Regions from separate parts of the Homo sapiens genome. Here region 2 is linked to region 1. Evidence: read pairs that join two places in POLR2A ChIA-PET (ENCODE). Cell type or tissue: HCT116. All regions are shown on one strand. Links, peaks and the distances in the headings refer to the core of each region. The heading gives the core; the rest is flanking DNA. Region 1 overlaps PKN1 (protein kinase N1). Region 2 holds the start of MISP3 (MISP family member 3).

Region 1 (13,147 bases), core at 3,682-8,681:
CTCTCTCTGTCACCCAGGATGGAGTGCAGTGGCACAATCTCGGCTCACTGCAACTTCCACCTTCTGGGTTCAAACAATTCTCGTGCCTCAGCTTCCAAAGTAGCTCAGACTACAGGCGCACACCACCATGCCCAGCTAATTTTTGTGTTTTTAGTAGAGATGGGGTTTTGCCACGTTGGCCAGGATGGTCTTGAACTCCTGACCTCAAGTGATCACTGGTCTTGGCTTCTCAAAGTGCTGGGATTACAGGCGTGAGCCACCGCGCCCAGGCACTCCTGAGGATTTACCCTAGCCAAATGCATGTGGGTATACATCAGGAGATGCATTTATATAAAGTGTATGTAACAGTCCAAAATAGAGGCATCCCACAGTCCATTAACAGGAGAATTAATATTTTAAAACTGCTATACCATCTTAGTAGCTGAAGTACGAAATTGCTGATATTTAACTATTTTTTTGCTTTCAGAAAGAGGCAATTCGATATGGCTCAGTCTAACATAATGGATTACTAAACAGGAATAAATATGAATTAACTATAGCTTGTCACAACAAAATGGATGAGTCTACCAAAACAATGCTTTTTTTAGTTTGGTTTTGTTTTTTGCATTTTTTTGTAGGGTGGGGTTTCACCATGTTGCCCAGGCTGGGTTCAAATTCCTTGGCTCAAGCAATCCCTCCACCTCGGCCTCTCAAAGTGCTGGGATTACAGGCATGAGCCACTATGCCTAGCCCCTAAACAATGTTGAATGAAAGAAGCCATGTGATAGAATAGTCTGTATGAGCCTGTCAATATAAAGTTCTAATACCAGGCAAAATTAAACAAAAGTTTTTGGGGATGCAAACATGGGGTTCTACAACTACAAATTATAGCAAGGAAATGATAAAAGTCGGGAGAGTAGCCACCTCTATGGCAGAGGAAGGAGATGGAATTGTGGAGGAGACAAGAGGGGGCTTCTGGAGAGCTGGAAATATTCTATTTCTTTTCCTTTTTTTTTTTTTTTAAGATGGGGTCTCGCTCAGTTGCCCAGGCTGGAATGCAGTGGTGCAATCACAGCTCACTGTAGCCTTGACCTCCTGCGCTCAAGCAATCCTCCCACTTCAGCCTCCCAAGTAGCTGGGACCGCAGGCACAAGCCACCATGCCCACGCCTGGTTAATTTTTGGTTGGCTTGTCTTCTCTTTTTTTCCCTTTAGTTTTTTTTTCTGTGACACAGATTCAGGAGGGCCTGATGACATGTACCCCCAATTTTTTTTTTTTTTGAGACAGAGTCTTGCTCTGTCACCCAGGCTGGAGTGCAGTGGCGCGATCTCGGCTCACTGCAAGCTCTGCCTCCCAGGTTCATGCCACTCTCCTGCCTCAGCCTCCCGAGTAGCTGGGACTACAGGCGCCCACCACCACGCCTGGCTAATTGTTTGTATTTTTAGTAGAGTTGGGGTTTCACTGTGTTAGCCAGGATGGTCTCGATCTCCTGACCTTGTGATCCACCCGCTTCGGCCTCCCAAAGTGCTGGGATTACAGGCGTGAGCCACCACACCTGGCCATATGCCCCAATTTTTAAATTATTTGTAAAGACAAGGTCTTGCTATGTTGCCCAGGCTGGTCTTGAACTCCTGGGTTCAAGTGATCCTCCTACAAATACCAAAATGCTGGGATTCCAGGCATGAGCCGTGGCACCTGGCTGCCATATTCTATTTCCTAACGCAGGTGGTGGTAATATGGGTGTCTGCTCTCCTGTTACTCTTCTCCACACTCCCTTTTTTTTTTGTACATACGTATTAATTTTCTTTCTTTTTCCTTTTTTGCCATGAGATTACGAATCAAATTTTCTTTTAAAAAAATTATGGCCAACATGGTGAAACCCCATCTCCATAAAAATACAAAAATTAGCCGGGTGTGGTGGCGCACGCCTGTAATCCCACCAGCTATTTGGGTTGGCTGAGGCAAGAGAATCGCTCAAACCGAGGAGGCAGAGGTTGCAGTGAGCTGAGACGGTGCCACTGCACTCCAGCCTGGGCAGCAGAGGAGAATCTGTCTCAAGAAAAAAAAAATTATGGTAAAATACATGTAACATAAAATTTACCATCATAATCACTTTAAAGTGTCCATCCAGTTCAGTGGCATTAAGTACATTCACATTGCTGTGCAACCATTACCACCATCCATCTCCAGAACTTTCACCTTACAAAACTGAAACTCTGTCCACATTAAATAATAAACTCCCCATTCCCCCTCCCTCTACTCCCTGGCATCCATCATTCTACTTTCTGTCTCTATGAATCTAACTACTCTAGGAACCTCATATAACTGGAATCATACAATATTTGTCTTTTGGGGACTGGCTTATTTCACTTAGACTAATGTCCTCAAGATTCATCCGTGTTGCAGGATAAGACAGGATTCCTTTCCTTTTTTTTTTTTTTTTTTTTGAGACAGTGTTTCACTCTGTCACCCAGGCAGGAGTGCGGTGGCATGATCTTGGCTGACTGCAACGCCTGCCTCCTGGGCTCAAGCGGTTTTCCTACCTCAGCCTCCTGAGTAGCTGGGATTACAGGCATGTGCCACCACACCCGGCTAATTTTTGTATTTTTAATAGAGATGGGGTTTCACCATGTTGGCCAGGCTGGTCTCGAACCCCTGACCTCAAGTGATCCACCTGCCTCGGCCTCCCAAAGTGCTGGGATTACAGGCATGAGCCACTGCGCCTGGCAGGATTTCTTTCCTTTTTAAATCTGAGCAATGTTCCATTGCATGGCTGGCCCACGTTTTGTTTACCCATTCATCTATTGGTGGATCTGGGTTGCTTCCATTTTTGGCTTTCATAATGCTGCTATGAACACAGGTATACATATCTCTGAGACCCTTTTTTTTTTTTTTAAATATTTTTCTATCACTATTTTTAAAACTGACAAATAAAAATTATATATATTTATCATGCACAACATGTTGTTTTGAAATATGTATGCATTATGGAATGTCCGAGGCCCTGTTTTTAATTCTTTTGGGGATATGCCCAGAAGTAGCTTTGGATCATATGGTTACTCTTGTTTTTTTGTTTGTTTGTTTGTTTTGAGATGGAGTCTCATTCTGTCACCCAGGCTGGAGTGCAGTAGCATGATCTCTGCTCACTCCAACCTCTGCCTCCCGGATTCAAGCAATTCTCCTGCCTCAGCCTCCAGAGTAGCTGGGACTACAGGCGTGCACCACCACCAAGCCCGGTTAACTTTTGTATTTTTAGTAGAAATGGGGTTTCACCATGATGGCCAGGCTGGTCTTGAACTTCTGACCTCAGGTGATCCACCTACCTTGACCTCCCAAAGTGGTGGAATTACAGGTGTGAGCCATTGCGCCTGGACTGCTTACTCTGTTTTTACTTGTTTCAGGAACTGCCAATATTCCTTCCTCCCTCCCTCCCTCCCTCTCTCTCTCTTTCTTTCAGACAGAGTCTCGCTCTGTTGCCCAGGCTGGAGTGCAGTGGCTCGATCTAAGCTCACTGCAACTTCTGCCTCCTGGGTTCAAGCGATTCTCCTGCCTCAGCCTTCTGAGTAGCTGGGATTACAGACACACACCACCATGCCCAGCTAATTTTTGTATTTTTAGTAGAGACGGGGTTTTGCCATGATAGCCAGGCTGGTCTCGAACTCCTGACCTCAGGTGATCTGGCCCCCTCAGCCTCCCAAAGTGCTGGGATTACAGGTGTGAGCCACTGCACCCGGCCATGCCAATATATTTTCCATAGGGCTGCACCATTTTACATTCCCACCAACAGTGCACAAAGGTTCTGATTTCTCTCCACATCCTCACCAACACTTATTTTCTGTTTGTTTTGTTGGGTTTTTAAAATAGTATTAGTCATCCTAATGAATATGATATATTGGTTTCTTGTTTGGTTTTCCTTTCTTTTTAAATTTGTTTTATTTATTTATTATTATTATTATTATTTTGAGATGGAGTCTTGCTCTGTTGCACAGGCTGGAGTACGGTGGCACAATCGCGGCTCACTGCAACCTCCGCCTCCTGGGTTCAAGCAATTCTCTGCCTCAGCCTCCCGAGTAGCTGGGATTACAGGCACGCGCCGCCACGCCTGGCTAATTTTTTTGTATTTTTTGTAGAGATGGGGTTTCACCATGCTGGCCAGGCTGGTCTTGAACTCCTGACCTCGTGATCCACCCGCCTCGGCCTCCCCAAGTGCTGGGATTACAGGCGTGAGCCACCACGCCCAGCCTTTTTTTTAATCTAAATAAACTTGAAGTTTTTTTTCTTTTTTTTTAATTTAGAGACAGGGTCTCTCTGTCATCTAGGCTAGAGTGAAATGGCTCAATGATAGCTCACTGGGCTCAAGTGATCCTCCCACCTCTAGAACAGCTAGGACTACAGGTGTGGGCCACCACATCTGGCTAATTTTTACATTTTATTTTTTGTAGAGACAGGGTCTTGCTATGTTGCCCAGGCTGGTCTCAAACTCCTGGCCTCAAGTGATCCTCCTGTCTCAGCCTCCCAAAGTGCTGGGATTACAGGCATGAGCTGCTGCACCTGGCCTGTTTTTTTGTTTTTGTTGTTGTTTTCGTTCTCTTTTGAGGCAAAGTCTCACTCTGTCACCCAGGCTGGAGGGCAATGGCGTGATCATGGCTCACTGCAATTTCCACCTCCCGGGTTCAAGTAATTCTCCTGCCTAAGCCTCCCAAACAGCTGGGATTACAGGTGTGCACCACCATGCCCAGCTAAGTTGTATTTTTAAGTAGAGACAGTGTTTCACCATGTTGGCCAGGCTGGTCTCAAATTCCTGACCTCAAGTGATCCGTCCACCTTGGCTTCCCAAAGTGCTGGGATTACATGTGTGAGCCACCACACCCGACCCCTGGCTTATTTTTTAAAGGTTTACAAATATGGGGCATTCCAGGTCCCCAATGCCACCTCGTTTCTCAGGGCCCACGATGCCCACTCACTGGTGTTCTCGGCTTCTGCTTTGAGGCTGCTCCGGCCACTGAGGCTTCCGCTTCGGCTGTAAAGGCCCCGGGCTGGGCGGCTCAGGAAGGGGGGGCGGCTGTCTGGGGTCCCAGGTCCCCCCATTGAGGGGGTAGGGTTCCACGGGATGGTCTCTGGGAGGTCTCTGCAGCCCACCACTCGTACCTCCAGGGTCCCTGCAGGAGGGGAAAGCTCAGCAGGGGGCCACTTCTGGGGCAGGCTGAGCGGAGGGGACCACAGCGGGGAGGGGACACATCCAGACGCAGCCATGGTACAAGTGGGAGCCAGTGAGGGACAACCAGAATGGAGCATGGGGCATGAGGCCGGGATGTCCGTGCTGGGATAGGAGAATATGAGAGAAGCAGTCCTTCCAGGAGGGGCTCAGATGCGGGAGTTTAGGGGCAGAAGAGAGGCTCAGGGTACAGGCCGTAGGCTCAGGGTACAGGCCGTAGGCCCAGGCAAGCAGGAACAGGGTAGGACTAGGGGTTCTAGGGGAGGACTCGGTGGACAATCTGAGGTCTAAGATGGGCTAGGGGTCTACGGTGGGGCTGGTCTGGAGGGGTAGATGGCTGAGGGGTCTGTGGAAGGTGGGGCTGGCTGGTCTGCAGCAGGCGGGTAGGAGGCTCATGGCTGAGCGTTGTGAGGCCGAGGTGGGGCTGGGGAACAAGGGCTGGGAGAAAAATACTGGGCCAGGTGAAGAGAGATGGAGAAACTGAGGTGTGGGGGGGGTGGGCAAGAGCCCAGAATCAGAGGGCAAAGGAGGGGAGGAGACAGTGGTGGAATGGGAGTCCAGGGTTGGGGAGAGCGGAGATTGAAGTCGGGGGTCACAGGAATGGGGAAATGAGAGGAGTCGGAGGCCCAGGGCTGCAGGGGTGGGGTAGGGTCTCAGACCCACCTGTGAGCGGCGCGGGCTTGCACAGGGTGCTGTAGTGCGTGGCGGGAAAGGGCCCGGCCAGGCGGGTGCTGAAGGCAGCGGAGGAGGCCGCAGCGAGCTCTTCTCGCAGCAGCCGCCCCTTGGGGTGGTCGGCGGGCAGCTCCCCAAGTCTCCGCTCCAGAGCCTCCCGCAGCAGCCCCAGCTTCTGGTTGGATTCTGTTAATTTCTCCTGGGCCTGTGGTGGGAAGTGTGGGGGCTGGGGGCGGGACCAGGCTTGCCCCTTCCCAAGTGCAGGCCTAGGCCCCACCCCCAGGCTGAGTCTCACACTGAGCTCCTCCCTAGAGGGCTAAACCTCAAACCAACTTGGTCCCACCTCTGGGAAAACCAGGCCCCGCCCCTTGGAGAGGCCCCTCCCCTCACCGAGGGCCATTCCTGCCTGAAACCATGCCCCCTCGCTGAGGCCCCGCCCCTCACAGTTGCACTGTTCCTGCCTGATGCCCTGCCCCTCACAGTAGTCTACCCTGGCTGAGGCCCCACCCCTTATGAAGGTCCCACCCCCTTTGAGGCTCCACCCCTCACCGTGGGTGTTCCTGGTGAACTCCCCGCCGCTTGCTGAAGCACCGCCCCTTGCTGAAGCCCCGCCTCTAATGAAAGCTCCGCCCCTCACCTCGCTGACTGCCTTGCGGTCCGGGGCCTTGGCAGCGCTGAGCAGGCGCAGTACGTTCTTGGCACCCTCGGCCACCGCGTGCTCCACTCGGAAGTGGTGCCGCAGCTCTTCGATGCGCAGCTCCACAGCCCCCAGGTCAGGACTCCCTGTGAGCGTGGAATACAGGGCAGTGAGGCTAGCCTGCAGCGCCCCACCAACCTAGTCGCAGACACAGCCATTCGCAGGAACAGGCACGGGCCACAGACAAACCATCATGAAGATGCATCACGCTTCATCCAAGGGGCAGGCACAGTGACACTGTCGCACTGTCACCTGCAGGCAGCCACACTTCCACCCAGACTCTTTTATCCAAACACCATCACTCACAGGGCCAGTCCTAGGGAAAAAGTTACCCTGTTACAGGGGACAGTCTGAGCAATGACACACAGGCACACTGTCACCCCACGCTTACCGACACACACATTGTCACGGTCCCTCTTCACCTCCAGTGATTTGCACAGGGACAGACGCAGGCACATTGTGGCCCCCAGGGACAGCCACATTATCTAGATTCAGACACTGTCACCCAGGGGCTGTCACCCAAACAGACAGGAACATCTAAATCATAGGCCAAGCATGGCGGCTCAGGCCTGTAATCTCAGCACTTTCGGAGGCCAAGGCGGGTGGATTACCTGAGGTCAGGAGTTTGAGACCAGCCTGACCAACATGGTGAAACCCTCTCTACTAAAAATACAAAAATTAGCTGGGCACAGTGACGCATGCCTGTAATCCCAGCTACTGAGGAGGCTGAGGCAGGAGAATCACTTGAACCCCGGAGGCGGTGGTTGCAGTAAGCCAAGATTGCGCCATTGCTCTCCAGCCTGGGTGACAGAGTGAGACTCTAAGTCATTAAAAAAAAATAATAATACTGTCATACCCGTGTTGACACACCTCATTCCCCAATGAACAGTCACCAGGTTACACAGTCAACCAGGCATGGTGACACTCATGGACATCTGGACAACCACAGCATACTACATTTACACAGACGGTGTCAGTCACAAAGACACTGTTAAGAGACTCAATGTTTGTCTCCTACCAAATTCCTATGTTGAACCCCTAATCCCCAGTGGGATGGCACTTGGACTTCTCCAAGTGCCTTTGGGAGGTAATTAGGGTTAGAGGAGGTCATGGAGGGAGGGCCATCATGATGCGATTAGCGCGCTTATTGGAGGAGGAAGAAGCTGGGTGCAGTGGTCCACGCCTGTAATCCCAGCACTTTAGGAGGCTGAGGCAGGAGGATCACCTGAGGCCAGGAGTTTGAGACCAGCCTGGGCACCATAGAGAGACCTTGTCTCTACTAAAAATAAAAAATAAATTAGCGAGGCATGGTGGCGTGTGCCTGTAGTCCCAGCTATTAGAAGGCTGAACGAGGAGGATCACTTGAGCCCAGAAAGTCGAGGCTGCAGTGAGCTGTGATCACGCCACTGCACTCCAGCCTGGGTGACAGACCAAGACCCTGTCTCAAAAAACTAATAATGAAAAATAAGAAGAGGAAGAGACACTAAGGCTCTTTCTCCCTGTGAGGGAGCAGTAAGAAGGAAGCCATCTGTAAGCCAGGAAGAGCGCCCTCACCAGGAACCGACCATGCTGGTACCCTGATCTGGGACTGCCAGTCTCTGGAACTGTGAAAAACATAAATGTCTGTTGTTTAAGCCACTCAGCCTATGGGACTTTGTTATGGCGGCCCAAGGAGAGTAAGGCAGGCACTGTCGCACTGACACTGTCACACTGTCGCCCACAGGGACACATGGCATTACCACTTTGTCACCAGCGTAGGCACACTATCACCAGAGGAACACATACTCTGTCACAAAGATGTAGTCACCCTGCCACATAGAGACACTGTCATGAGTCAGACTCTGTTACACAGACACGGCCCTGTCATCTTGGGCACAGGGACACCATTATAGGGGCAGAGAAACACAGTCACAGACACAAATGCATTTATGCCCAAGCACAGGGTCAAGAAAAGGGGCACAGGCCAGGCATAGTGGCTCACGCCTATAATCTCAACACTTTGGGAGGGTAAGGCAGGAGGATCACTTGAGGTCAGGAGTTTGAGACCAGCCTGGGCAAGACCTAGTCTCTACAAAAAAAAAATTTCTTTTAATAAGCTGGGTGTGGTGGCACACGCCTATGGTCCCAGCTACTCAGCAGGATTGCTTGAGCCCAGAAGGTCAAGCCTGCAGTGAGTTATGATCGCGCCATTGCATTCCAGCCTGGGCAACAGAGCAAGACCCTGTCTAAACAAAAAAAGTGTGTCAGCCAGGCACGGTGGCTCATGCCTGTAATCCCAGCACTTTGGGAGGCCAAGGCAGGCGGATCACGAGGTCAGGAGATCGAGACCATCCTGGCTAACATGGTGAAACCCCGTCTCTACTAAAAATACAAAAAATTGGTAGGGCGTGGTGGCTCAAGTCTGTAATCCCAGCGCTTCAGGAGGCCAAGGCAGGCGGATCATGAGATCAGGAGATCGAGACCATCCTGGCTAACATGGTGAAACCCCGTCTCTACTAAAAATACAAAAAAATTAGCCAGGCGTGGTGGCAGGTGCCCGTAGTCCCAGCTACTTGGGAGGCTGAGGCAGGAGAATGGCATGAACCCAGGAGGCGGAGCTTTCAGTGAGCCGAGATCACACCACTGCACTCCAGCCTGGGCGACAGAGCAGGACTCCGTCTCAAAAAAAAATACAAAATTTAGCCGGGTGTGGTGGTGGGCGCCTATAGTCCCAGCTACTCAGGAGGCTGAGGCAGGAGAATGGCGTGAACCCGGGAGGCAGAGGTTGCAGTGAGCAGAGATTGTGCCACTGCATTCCAGCCTGGGCAACAGAGCGAGACTCCATCTAAAAAAAAAAACAAAAAAAAAAAGTGTGTCCCTGCAGTGTGTGTCAGTGCGACGGTGCACGTGATTGTGTGCCTGTACTGTGGATATCCACATGGACTTCACAGTGACTATGTGTGATGGTAGGATCACACATTCCTTTGTCTCTGGGTGTTGTCGCAAGGATGGGTGACTGGATGACTTTATTCCTAAAAGTCCCAGTGACTGATAAAGCGCCATGTGGCAGCAGGTCTAGGGGTGACAGTGAGACTGTGTGTTTTTTTGTGTGTGTTTTTTTGAGACAGAGTCTCACTCTGTTGCCCAGGCTGGAGTGCAGTGGGGCGACCTTGGGTTACTGCAACCTCCGCCTCCCGGATTCAAGTGATTCTCCTGCCTCAGCCTCCTGAGTAGCTGGGACTACAGCTGCGTGCCACCACGCCCAGCTGATTTTTGCATTTTTAGTAGAGACAGGGTTTCATCATGTTGGCCAGGCTGATCTCGAAATCCTGACCTCGAATGATCCGCCCGCCTCGGTTTCCAAAGTGCTGGGATTACAGGCGTCAGCCACTGCACCCAGCCGAGACTGTGTTTATAAGGCAACATACCTGTGACTATCAACTTCCTTGGAACTGTGTCTGTGTTATTGGTGTCCAGGTGAGTGACACATGTGGACACAGTGTGACTGTGAGTGTCTGACTCTCTGTGACCAAGTGCCAGGGTCATTATTCAGAATAGTCAGGCAGTCAAAAACATAGTAAATGAATGGGCGTGGCTGGGTACCAATAAAACTTTATTGACAAAAAAAAGACAATGGATAGATTTGGTCTGAAGGTGGTAATTTACCAACCCCTGATGTAATCCAAACTTTGCATGGGACAAAATGGGAAGCTCTGGCCCAGAGAGGGTCAGGAATGTGTTGAAGTCTCACAGTGGGTCACAGGACCCACCTCCCTGCCCCAGAAAGGGACTCATTATGGAGCTGGAGGCTGAGCCCTGCAAGGCGAGATGCAGGCTAAGCTGCCTGGAAGCAAGGGACTCACCTTGGGTGTCATCCGGGGCTGCCTGGTTCTCCAGCTGGCCGGCCTGCAGCGCCCGGCGGAGTTGCATGCGGATGATGTCAATCTTGGTCTTACTGTCCTGCAACATCTGCTGGGCTGTCAGCAGCAGCTTCCGGTCCTGGAGGCAGAGACAGTCTGAGAGAGGAAGGCTAGGTGGTTGGGGTCTAGCCACACCATGCAGGTCCTAGGTGACTGTGGCAGAGTGTTCACATGTGGATGTAACAACATGCATTTGCAGGCCAGGCACGGTGGCTCATGCCTGTAATCCCCGCACTTTGGGAGGCTGAGGCGGGTGGACTGCTGAGCTCAGGAGTTAAAGACCAGCCTGGGCAACATGGCAAGACCTTGTCTCCACAAAAAAATGCAAAAATTAGCTGGGCGTGGTGGTGTGCACCTGTGGTCCTAGCTACTCAGGGGGCTGAGGTGGGAAGATCACTCAAGCCCAGGAGTTGGAGGCTGCATTGAACTGAGATTGCATCACTGCCCTCCAGCCTGGGAAACAGAGCAAGACCCTGTCTCAAAATAAATAAATAAGTAAATAAATGTACTTCCATGCATTCCTGGATACAGTGGCATGATGTAGTCCATGGAGTCCTCAGCCTCCTGAGTAGCTGGGATTACAGGCGCCCACCACCATGCCCAGCTTTTTTTTTTTTTTTTTTGAGACATAATCTCGCTCTGTCACCCAGGCTGGAGTGCAGTGGTGTGATCTCAGCTCACTGCAACCTCTGCCTCCCAGGTTCAAGCGATTCTCCTGCCTCAGCCTCCCGAGTAGCTGGGATTACAGGCATGTGCCACCACGCCCGGCTAATTTTTGTATTTTTTTAGTAGAGCTCGGGTTTCACCATGTTGGCCATGCTGGTCTTGAACTCCTGACTTCAAGTGATCCGCCTGCCTCAGCCTCCCAAAGTGCTGGGATCCGCGCCTGGCCTACTCTATTCATTTTCACTGGGTCAGTATTACCCCCAGGGCGGGGGGCAGAAATTCTTAGGGGGTGAGAAACTCTTATTCTTTTTTTGTATAACGCTCAGATACATGTAAAAGATATACAATTGATCTAGGTTTTAAATTTTCATAGAATGGTGTTCAAATACTTGTACACAGGTGTTCATAGCAAAACTACTCACAATCGCTAAAAAGGTGGAAACAACCAAATGTCCACCAATTGATAAATGGGGCGCAGTGGCTCACATCCGTAATCCCAGCACTTTGGGAGGCCAAGGCAGGAGGAATGCTTGAGCCCAGGAGTTCGAGTCCAGCCTGGGCAACACAGACCCCTGTCTCAATAAAAATAAAAATAAATTAAATAAATAAAATAATGTTAGGCCAGGCAAGGTGGCTCACATCTGTAATCCCAGCACTTTGGGAGGCCAAGGTGGGCAGATCACCTGAGGTCAGGAGTTCGAGACTCGCCTGGCCAATATGGTGAAACTCCATCTCTACTAAAAATACAAAAATTAGCGGGACGTGGTGGCATGCGCCTGTAATCCCAGGTACTTGGGATGCTGAGGCACGAGAATCGCTTGAACCCAGGAGGCGGAGGTTGTAGTGAGCCGAGATCACGCCACTGCACTCCATCCTGGGCGACAGAGTGAGACTCTGTCTCAAAAAATAAATAAAATAGTGTCATTAAAAAAATCCATGCAGTCTGTCCTCCCATGTGACATTCACGTGGAAGGACATGCGCACACCAGCCTGTGGGTCTGGACATTAATCCTCTAGCTGTAGGTTGGCCTGTGCTTGTGGTGTCAGAATTTCTGGGTGTTGATAGAGACCTGTGTGTTCCTGGGACTGATTGGCAGGACGGGGGATGTGTGTGTGTCTGTGCACCAGTCTCTGGGTATGAATGTAAGAGTGTGTGTGTGTGTCCAGATGTGGCTGTGGTGGGATTCTCCATGTGTTGCTAGATGTTGTTACCACTGTGTGTCTCTAGATGTTATGACAGCATGTGTGTGTGTGTGTCTAGATGTTATGATGGTGTGTGTGTGTCAAGGTATGACATGACTGTGTGTGCTTGTAACAGGACACACCGTCAGCAGTGAGAGGCGGCATGTTGCCCTGACTGTGGATGGGCCTGAGGCTCTGCAGGGGACTGTGGGAGGAGGGGAGACAATTTGCCACGTCTGTCTGACATCACCCATAGTCATGCTTCCCATATGCCCCCATGAGCTGCCTGTGCCTTAGTCCTGACACCAAGTTACACCCATCAGCCAGTATGTCCCCAATCCAAAGGCTCCCAGCCTCCCATGGGGGCAGCTGTAGGCTGCACCCTATGCCCCCAGCCTGTGATCTGCTCACAGGCATGTGCATACATGTGCGGTGTGTGTGCAGATACACGGGTGGGTGTGTACGTGTGGGTGTGTACATGTGCATGTGCATTGCAAATGTGTATGCAGGTGCAGGTGCACAGGCAGGTGTGTGTGCATGTGCAGGTGTGTGTGCACATGGGGGGTGTATGTACACATGCTGGTATACACACATGTGGGTGTGTGCAAGTATGCATGCACGTGCAGCTGTGTGTGCACGTTCAAGGGTGTGTACACATGCAGGTGTGTGCACGTGTGGTGGGTGTATGCATATGTGTGTACACATTTGCAGGGGTGTGTACACATGTGGGTGAGCGTGTATGCACGCAGGTAGGTGTGTGCATGTACAGATGTGGGAGTACATGCCAGTGAGTGTGTGCACATACAGGTGTGGGTGCACACTTGAGTGGGTGTGTGT
Region 2 (9,996 bases), core at 2,977-7,976, 380 kb after region 1:
CAGCTCCGCAGCAGCTCTGGGGCTTCGCTGTCTGGCCCTGGGGACTCCTGGCCCTCCTCTTCAGACGACCCCAGGGTTTCGTTCTCCGGCCGGTGGGGGCCTTCGTGTCCAGGGTTGGAAGCAGTTCGGAAGCCTCAGTTCCCAACCGGGGTTTTGATTCCCAGAGCGAGGACAGAGGGCACTGTGAGGCACCTGTGGCGGCAGTGGCGGCCGTGGGTTCCAAGGCGTCGCCCGCACCGGCGGCTTCTCTGACCCGCCTCTGGCCTCCAGGAACGGCCCCCGGGGGCAGGGCCGGGCACCGCCCCCGGCACCTGCCAGGAGGACTCCCGCCCCGCCCTGGCCCCGCCCTCGGGACAGGGGCGCCTCGGTGGGGCACTCAGTTTCATCAACTAGCGCGCCCAGTCACCTCAGGGCACGGGACTTCTTGGAAGAGGGCTTCCCTAGACCCGGCCCCGCTCTCTGGGGGGCCATTCTGGGTGCTGGGTTCTACTGAGCGCACCCTGGCACTTTTTCAGAGCCATGTCCCCGTCATCGTCCCGGAGACTGGGCCCAGCAGCGCGTCGGACTGGGGTTCTGAACCACTAGCCGCTTGGTGAGGTGTCCCCCGAAGCCGTATTTTCGGGACCCGGGCAGTCCCGCTTGGTCGTGCCAGCCGGCAGGCAGCGACTCCTCAGGCCCCTGGGCCCTCCCTCCGATCCAGCCTTGCAGCGCACAGCTCCGGCCCGAGGGGGCGCCAGGAGCCGCCTTACTGGCCGCTGGGGTCTCCCTACCAATGCTTGGGCTCAGCGAGGTTCCCAGCCGCGCACCACTGCCCCCACGCCAAGCCGAGAAGCGGCTTCCCCTCTCCTCCCGGAAAAATCCGGGAGGTGTCCGCTGCCAAGGGCACTCCCGGATTGAGGGAGGAGGGAGAGACGGACACAGTGCGCCGTGGGCGCAGCTTAGCGGTTGCAGTTGAAAGGCGGTCACCTTGGGCCCGGGCGCCTGGGGAGGCCCAGACAGGAAACAGGAGGCGTCCAGGGTAGGGGGAAAGAGCAGCTGGGGCCGGATCATGCGGTTCAAGGGCAGGATCGATGCCCTTGCGCGGGCCACCCTCCCCTAGGGACGTTTTCCACTTTCCCCCTAATGGAAGCAGACTCTTCCCAGAACCTGCCCCCAACCCCACCATTCTGGGGTGCCCAGAAGGAAAAATACAGTTACCGGCCGGGCATGGAGGCTCATGCCCGTGATGCCAGCACTTTGAGAGGCCGAGGCGGGAGGATCACCTGAGGTCAGCAGTTCGAAACCAGCCTGGCCAGCATGGCCAAACCCCGTCTCTACTAAAAATACAAAAAAAAAATTAGCCAGGCCTGGTGGTGGGCGCCTGTAATCCCAGCTACTCGGGAAGCTGAGGTGGGAGAATCACTTGAACCTGGGAGGTGGAGGTTACAGTGAGCCAAGATCGCGCCACTGCACTCTAGCCTAGGCAGCAAGAGCAAAACTCTGTCTCAAAATAAATAAATAAATAAATAAATAAATAAGCTGTATACTTCTGGGAAAAAGTTTTCTCTATAGCACCTTCCCCACTGCATCATCTCCTGGTCCTTCCTCCAGCCATGCCAACTGGGCTGGGTTCTTGGCCCCCTTTCACGGGAACATTTTTTTCTTTTTCTTTTTCTTTTCTTTCTTTCTTTTTTTTTTCTTTTTTTTTTTTTTTTTTTTTTTTGCCGGTCTCAGTCTTTAATCGTGGCAGGGCCTTACGCACGCGCACACATACACACACTCAGGCTTCAGATCTTGTTGAAAGCTGCGATATCGACACTCTGCACGTGCTCCTCAAATTTAGTGATCTCCTCCTCCAGCAAGTAAGTCCCCACCTTGTCGTCCTCCACCACACACTGAATCTGTAGCTTCCGGATACCGTAGCCCACGGGCATCAGCTTGGAGGTCCCCCAGACCAGCCCGTCCAGCTCGATAGAGCGCACACAGGCCTCCAGCTGGGCCATGTCCGTCTCATCGTCCCAAGGCTTGACATCCAGCAGGATGGAGGACTTGGCCACTAATGCAGGCTTCTTGGCCTTCTCCGCGTACTGCCGTAGCCGCTCCTCCCGCAGCTGTGCCGCCTCCTTGTCCTCCTCCTCATTGTCGCTGCCAAACAGGTCGATGTCATCATCCTCGTCATCCTCTGCTGGTGAGGCTGGCTTCTTGGCCGGGGACTCCACTTGGCGCATAGGAGACACGTGCTGGGTCTGCGGGGCCGTGGCCCGGTGGCCAGGCGAGCTCTTCTCCAGCACGTTCAGCTGGGCCTCCAGCTTGGAGATGGCCTGCTGCAGCTCCTGTACCACGCCACGCAGGCTCTGGTTCTCCACTTCCAGACTGGCGATCCGGACAACGAGCTCGCTGTGGTCTCCGCTGGGGCCACTGGAGGCCCCGGGGCCTGAGCTTCCAGCCAGGGATTTCTGGATGTTCTCTCTGGCTCTCACAATGTCATGGAGGATCACGCTGGCGCCGTTCTCCTGGCGGGAGGCACCTGCCACAGGCCTGTTCATCTGCTGATAGAATCTCCTTTCTGCGTCGTCATATTTGAACTTGTCAAACCAGATCTTCTCATGTGCTAGGAAGTTTGTAGCCATTTTTCTGACGCCAGCCAAGGACGCGGCGACCAAGGAGGAGGAATCGGCGGACGCGGGAAGATTGATGAAAGGGCTCTTTTTCTTTTTTGAGACGAAGTCTCACTCTGTTGCCCAGGCTGGAGTGCAGTGGTGTGATCTTGGCTCACTGCAACCTCCGCCTCCTGAGTTCAAGCGATTCTCCTGCTTCAGCCTCTGGAGTAGCTGGGATTATAGGCGTGTGCCACCACGCCCAGCTAATTTTTTTGTAGTTTTAGTAGAGACGGGGTTTCACCATGTTGGCCAGGCTGGTCTCGAACTCCTGACCTCATGATCTGCCCGCCTCAGCCTCCCAAAGTGCCAGGATTACAGGTATGAGCCACCGCGCCCGGCTTCTGGGAGCTTTTTCTGACAAGAGCACCTATGATGTCCGTTTGGCAGATTCAATCACTGACTTCATTCCCTGTCCTCCTCTTCATTAGCTCCTTGGTCTTTGGGTACACCACCCCCTCCTGATTTCCTTCTACTTCACAAGCACCCCTTCTCAGACTTCTGTTTCACCTTCCTTCCCCTCTGGCTTCCTTGGGGTCACCTGATGAAAGAGAGGAGAGTGAAGCCAAGGTGTTTATCCCAGCCAGGCACGGTGGCTCACACCTGTAATTTTAACACTTTGGGAGGCCGAGGCAGGAGGATTGCTTGAAACCAGCCTGGGTAATATAGGGAGACCCTGTCTCTGCAGAAAGGAAGAAAGAAAGAAAGAAGGAAAGAGAGAAAGAAAGGGAGGGAGGGAGGGAGGGAAAGAAGGAAGGAAGGAGGGAAGGAATGAAGGAAAGAAGACATTTTTTAAAATTAGCTGGGTATGGTGGTTTGTGTCTGTAGGCCCAGGCACTTGGGAGCCTGAGGTGGGAGGATCATTTGAGCCTAGGAGTTTGAGGCCGCAGTAAGCTATAATAATGCCAATACACTCCAGCCTGGGTGACAGAGAAAGACCCTGTCTCTAAATAAATAAATAAATAAAATAACACTAAAAAAAGATGTTTAGCTGGGCACAGTGGTTCACACCTGTAATCCCAACACTTTGGGAGGCTGAGGCGGGCAGATGGCTTGAGCCCCAGGAGTTCAAGACCAGCCTGGGTAACGTAGTGAGACCCCATCTCTACAAAAAATGCAAAAATTAGCAGCATGTTGGTGGTGTGTGCCTACAGTCCCAGCTACTCAGGAGGCTGAGGTGGGAGGATCACCTGAGCCCAGGGAGATCAAGGCTGCAGTGAGCTGTGATCACACCACTGCACTCTAGCCTGAGCAACAGAGTAAGACTCTGTCTCAAAAAAAAAAAAAAAAAAAAAATTGGCCACGCACAGTGGCTCATGCCTGTAATCCCAGTGCTTTGAGAGGCCGAGGCAGGTGGATCACCTGAGGTCAGGAGTTCGAGACTAGCCTGGCCAATATGGCGAAAACCCATTTCTACTAAGAATACTAAAAATTAGCCAGGTGTGGTGGCGGGCACCTGTAATCCCAGCTACTTGGGAGACTGAGGCAGGAGAATTGCTTGAACCTGGGAGATGGAGGTTGTAGTGAGCCGAGATCGCACCATTGCACTCCAGCCTGGGCGACAGAGTGAGACTCTGTCTCAAAAAAAAAAGAAAAAGTTTATCCCGTGTCCCCTACCTCCAAGCCCCATTGGTGACATCCCTCTGCTACAGGCAGTAGCTCTACACAGCTCTCTCCAGGGCAAAGAGGTGGTCACAGCTGCCAGGCGTTGCTAACCCAGGGCGTCTATACTGTGCCTTGATGGTTTCCCCTCCAGCTTTATAAACTGGGTTCTATTAAGTTCTCATCAACCACCGTGTTCAAGTGCACAATCTTTTTTTTTTTTTTTGAGACGGAGTTTCGCTTTTGTTGCCCAGGCTGGAGTGCAATGGTGCGTTCTCGGTTCACTGCAACCTTTGCCTCTTGGGGTTCGAGCGATTCTCCTGCCTCAGCCTCCCAAGTACCTGGGATTACAGGCATGTGCCAGCACGCCCACCTAATTTTTTGTATTTTTAGTAGAGACGGGGTTTTACCATGGCCAGGCCGGTCTTGAACTTGTTACCTCAGGTGATCCGCCTGCCTCAGCCTCCCAGAGTGCTGGGATTACAGGCATGAGCCACCGTGCCCAGACTTTTTTTTTTTTTTTTTTTTTTTTTTTGAGAAGGAGTCTTGTTCTGTTGCCCAGGCTGGAGGGCAGTGGCACAATCTTGGGTCACTGCAACCTCCACCTCCTGGGTTCAAGCAATTCTCTGCCTCAGCCTCCCGAGTAGCTGGGATTACAGGCACCCACCACCACGCCCAGCTAATTTTGTATTTTTAGTAGAGACAGGGTTTCACCATCTTGGCCAGGCTGGTCTTGAACTCCTAACCTCATGATCCACTCGCCTCAGCCTCCCAAAGTGCTAGGATTACAGACGTGAGCCACTGCCCCCAGCCTCAAGTGCACAATCTTTCCTATTGGGACTCAGGCTCTGACAAATTTCAATCTCATGTTTTAAACATCTAGGCTGGGCTGGGCACAGTGGCTCAAGCCTGTAATCCCAGCACTTTGGGAGGCGGAGGTGGTGGATCACTTGAGGTCAGGAGTTCGAGACCAGCCTGGCCAACGTGGTGGAACCCCGTCTCTACTAAAAATACAAAAAAATTTAGGTGGGCGTGATGGTGTGGGCCTGCTACTCAGGAGGCTGAGGCAGGAGAATCCCTTGAACTTGTGAGGCAGAGGTTGCAGTGAGCCGAGATCGTGCCACTGAACTCCAGCCTGGGTGACAGAGTGAGACTCAGTCTCAAAAAAAAAAATCTACGCTGGGTGCAGTGGCTCACGCCTGTAATCCCAGTGCTTTGGGAGGCTGTGGCAGGAGGATCACTTGAGGCAAGGAGTTTGAGACCAACCTGGGCAACGTGGCAAGTGGTGAGACTCCACTTCTAATATATATATAATATATTATAAAATATCTATAATATATAATATTATATAATTATATAATATATTAATATAGAAATATAAATATTATATATATATTTATATATATAATATATAATATATAATACATTAATATATAATATATAATACATTAATATATTATATATAATATATGTATTATATTATTATTTTTTATATTTATTAATTTATTAATAATATATCAACAATAAATTATTAATAAATTAATAATATATTTATATTTATTATTATATTATGTATTTATTATTATATATTATTAATATATTATATATAATATATTTATAGACATTATTATAATATATAAATAAATATATTATTATATATAATATATAATACATTATATATAATATATTTATATATAATATATTAATATATATAATATATTAATATATTATATATATATAATCTTTATGCTGATGTCTCCCAAATTTATATCTCTAACTCTAACTGCTCCGCTAGGCTTTGGACTCATATCTAGCAGTCTCCGGTCTAATAGACATTTCAGACTGAACACTTCCAAAACCACATTCTTGGTTCTTCCAACCCTACTCCTCCTCACCATGTGTGTCAATTTCACCCATTCAGTTTTTCGTGCCAAAAAGTACCCCAGGAGTCAGCCTTAATTTCTTTCTTTAGCCACCCTCCAATTCATCAGCAAACTCTCTTGACTCCACCTCCAAACAGATTTTGGATTCATCCACTTCTCTCCATCCTTGTTCCTTCCAGCCACCTCCTCCCTCTCAAAGGTTCCCATCAAGCCACGCACAGTGGCTTGCTCATAATCCTAGCTACCCTGGAGGCTCAGGCGGGAGGATGGCTTGAGCCTAGGAGTTCAAGAACAGCCTGGACAACATAGTAAGACACCATCTCTAAAACAATAATAATAATACAAATAAAACAAAGGCTCCCACCAAATTTAGAATAAAAATACGAATTCTCTACCTTGCCCCAGCAGGCCCTGCCCACTTCTCAGGTCATATCTTCTCACACTGTCACCTTGTGTCACTTCATTTCAGCTTCGTACTTCCCTTAACCCCTCCCCCAACTGCATTCCCACCTCAGGGTCTTTGCACTGCTGTTTTCTCTGCTTGAAATGACAGTCACATGGCTGGTTCCTCTATTCAGGTCTCACCTCAAATGTCACTTCTTCAGGGAAGTGGTCTCTGATAACCCAGCCTACAAGAGCACTCCTTCTTTAGCCCCATTTCAGGTATTCTCAATAACTCACCCCCAATTGCAGTTGCCACCAATTGCTTTCATTTTTATTTTATTCTTTTTTTTTTTTTTTTTTTTTTTTTGACAAAAAGTCTCACTCTGCCAACCAGGCTGGAGTTCAGTGGCGCGATCTTGGCTCACTGCAATCTCTGCCTCCAGGATTCAAGCAATTCTTCTGCCACAGCCTCCCGAGTAGCTGGAATTACTGGTGGCACCACCGCGGCTGGCTTATTTTTCTATTTTTAGTGGAGACGGGGTTTCACCACGTTGGCCAGGCTGGTCTTGAACTCCTGACCTCATGATCCACCCACCTCGGCCTCCCGATGTGCTGGGATTACAGGCATGAGCCACCGCGCCCAGCCTTCTTCTTCTTCTTCTTTTTTTGAGAGGGAGTCTCGCTTTGTCACCCAGGCTAGAGTGCAGTGGCATGATCTCGGCTCACTGCAAGCTCTGCCTCCCGGGTTCATGCCATTCTCCTGCCTCAGCCTCCCATGTAGCTGGGACTACAGGTGCCCGCCACCATGCCTGGATAATTTCTTTTTTTTTTTGTATTTTTTAGTAGAGACAGGGTTTCACCATGTTAGCCAGGATGGTCTCGATCTCCTGACCTCATGATCTGCCTGCCTCGGCCTCCCAAAGTGCTGGGATTACAGGCGTGAGCCACCGTGCCTGGCCCCAGCCTTCTTTTTATTATTTTTTTTTTTTGAGAAGGAGTCTTGCTCTGTTGCCCAGGCTGGAGTGCAGTAGCACCATCTCGGCTCACTGCAACCTCTGCCTCTCAGGTTCAAGCAATTCTCCTGTCTCAGCCTCCTGAGTAGCTGGGATTACAGGTGCATGGCCGGCTAATTTTTTGTATTTTTAGTAGAGTCGGGGGTTTCGCCATGTTGGCTAGGCTGGTCTCGAACTCCTGACCTAAGGTGATTTGCCTGCTCGGGCTTCCAAAGTGCTGGGTTTACAGGCATGAGCCACCAGACCCGGCACCAATTGCTTTTATATTTCTTTCTATTTGTGTATTATCTGTCTCTCTCCCCATACGAGAAAGTGAGCTGCATAATAGCATTTTCTGTTTGTCTAGTTCATCTCTATACCCAATGCCCCCATGCCTAGAATAATGCCTTATTATTATTATTATTTGAGATAGGGTCTTGCTCTGTCACCTAGGCTGGAGTGCAGTGGCGTGATTACAACTCACTGCAGCCTCAACCTCCTGGGCTTAAGCAATCCTCCTGCCTCCGCCTCCCGAGTAGTTGGAATTACAGGCATGAGCCACCATGCCTGGCTCCAACATCTAAATATTTAACAGTTATAAAATCAATCTACAAACAATTAAATAGGCTGGATGTGGTGGCTCACATCTGTAATCCCAGCACTTTGGGGGGTGGATCACTTGAGGTCAGGAGTTCAAGACCAGCTTGGCCAATATGGTGAAACCCGCCTCTACTAAAAACACAAAAAATAGCCAGGCATGGTGGCGCATGCCTGTAATCCCAGCTACTCAGGAGTCTGAGGCAGGAGAATCACTTGAACCTGGGGGGCAGAGGTTGCAGTGAGCCAAGATCGCACCACTGCACTCCAGTCCAGCCTGGGTGACACAGTGAGACTGTCTCAAATAAATAAATAAATAATAAATAGAATATTTTATTTCCTCCAAAAGGTGGAAATAACTCAAATGTCTATCAATGGATAAATGGATCAGCAAAATATAGTATACTCATATGATGAAATATTATTCAGCCATAAAAAAGGAATTAAGGGGGCTGGGCACGGTGGCTCATGCCTGTAATCCCAGCACTTTGGGAGGCCGAGGCGGGTGGATCACGAGGTCAGGAGATTGAGACCATCCTGGCTAACACAGTGAAACCCCGTCTCTACTAAAAATACAAAAATTAGCCAGGTGTGTTGGCGGGCGCCTGTAGTCCCAGCTACTTGGGAGGCTGAGGCAGGAGAATGGTGTGAACCCGGGAGGCGGAGCTTGCAGTGAGCCTAGATTGCACCACTGCACTCCAGCCTGGGCAACAGAGCGAGACTCCGTCTCAAAAAAAAAAAAAAAAGAATTAAGGAACGATAAATACACGCTACATGGATGAAATTTTAAAACGTGATGCTGAGTGAAAGAAGCCAAACACAAAAGACCACATAGTGTGTGAGTCTTTTGTTTGTTTGTTTGTTGAGACCGAGTTTCGCTCTTGTTGCCCAGGCTGGAGTGCAATGGCGTGATCTCGGCTCATCGCAACCTCCGCCTCCCGGGTTCAAGTGATTCTCCTGCCTCAGCCTCCCAAGTAGCTGAGATTACAGGTATGCACCACCATGCCTGGCTAATTTTGTATTTTTAGTAGAGATAGGGTTTCTCCATGTTGGTCAGGCTGGTCTTGAACTCCTGACCTCAGGTAATCCGCCCACCTCAGCCTCCCAAAATGCTGGGATTACAGGCATGAGCCACTGCGCCCGGCCTGTGAGTCCATTTTTATAGAACTATCCAGAATAGTCCGGGCACAGTGGCTGACGCCTGTAATCCCAGCAGTTTGGGAGGCCAAGGAGGATGGATCACCTGAGGTCAGAAGTTCAAGACCAGCCTGGCCAACATGGTGAAACCCTGTCTCTACAAGAATACAAAAATTAGCTGGGCGTGATGGCGGGTGCCTGTAATCCCAGCTACTTGGGAGGCTGAGGCAGGAAAATTGCTTGAACCCAGCAGGTGGAGGTTGCAGTGAGCCAAGATTGTGCCCATCGCACTCTAGCCTGGGCGATAGAGTGAGGCTCCATCTAAAAAAACAAACAAACAAAAAAGAAAAACAAAAAGTCCAGAATAGGCAAATCCATAGAGATGGACACAGATTGGTGGTTGCCAGGCACGGGAGGCAGGGGAATGAGTAGTGATCACTTCCTTTTGGGTTGATGAAAATATTCTGAACCAGTGGTGAGGATTGCATAATATTGTGAACATACTAAATGCCACTAATGGTAAATTTTGTTATGTGTATTTTACCACGATCAAAAAGTAATTTTTTTTTTTCAGACGGAGTCTTGCTCCGTCACCCAGGCTGGAGTGCAGTGGCATGATCTCAGCTCCCTGCAATCTCCGCCTCCTGGGTACAAGCAATTCTCCTGCCTCAACCTCCCGAGTAGCTAGGACTACAGGTGTGCCACCACACCTGGCTAATGTGTATCTTTAGCAGAGGCAGGCTTTCTCCATGTTGGCCAGGCTGG

What was found. Peaks named below come from ENCODE experiments on the same cell type or tissue, not always from the same donor. Only the 100,000 strongest peaks of a DNase experiment are listed, where the experiment ranks them.
Region 2: POLR2A ChIA-PET joins it to region 1 with 5 read pairs; 3 of 35 experiments call an interaction of 5 or more read pairs at or near these places.

The regions. Positions count from the first base shown.
Region 1 is chr19:14,443,820-14,456,966 of GRCh38, reverse strand. It overlaps PKN1 (protein kinase N1), which reads right to left. Exons shown (of 22, transcript NM_002741.5): 4 at 10,406-10,541; 5 at 6,504-6,649; 6 at 5,858-6,071; 7 at 4,944-5,138. Among named protein-coding and RNA genes, the nearest start is that of PKN1, 17 kb to the right of the region's middle. RefSeq lists enhancers at 6,196-6,490, 12,250-12,750 and a silencer at 6,363-6,492. In HCT116, for the core only: no CTCF peak of the experiment used is centred there; a DNase peak (open chromatin) is centred at 6,336.
Region 2 is chr19:14,063,011-14,073,006 of GRCh38, reverse strand. MISP3 (MISP family member 3) reads right to left here and starts at 221. Exons shown (of 3, transcript NM_001291291.2): 1 at 1-221. It also overlaps the pseudogene EEF1DP1. RefSeq lists a silencer at 233-402. In HCT116, for the core only: no CTCF peak of the experiment used is centred there; no DNase peak of the experiment used is centred there.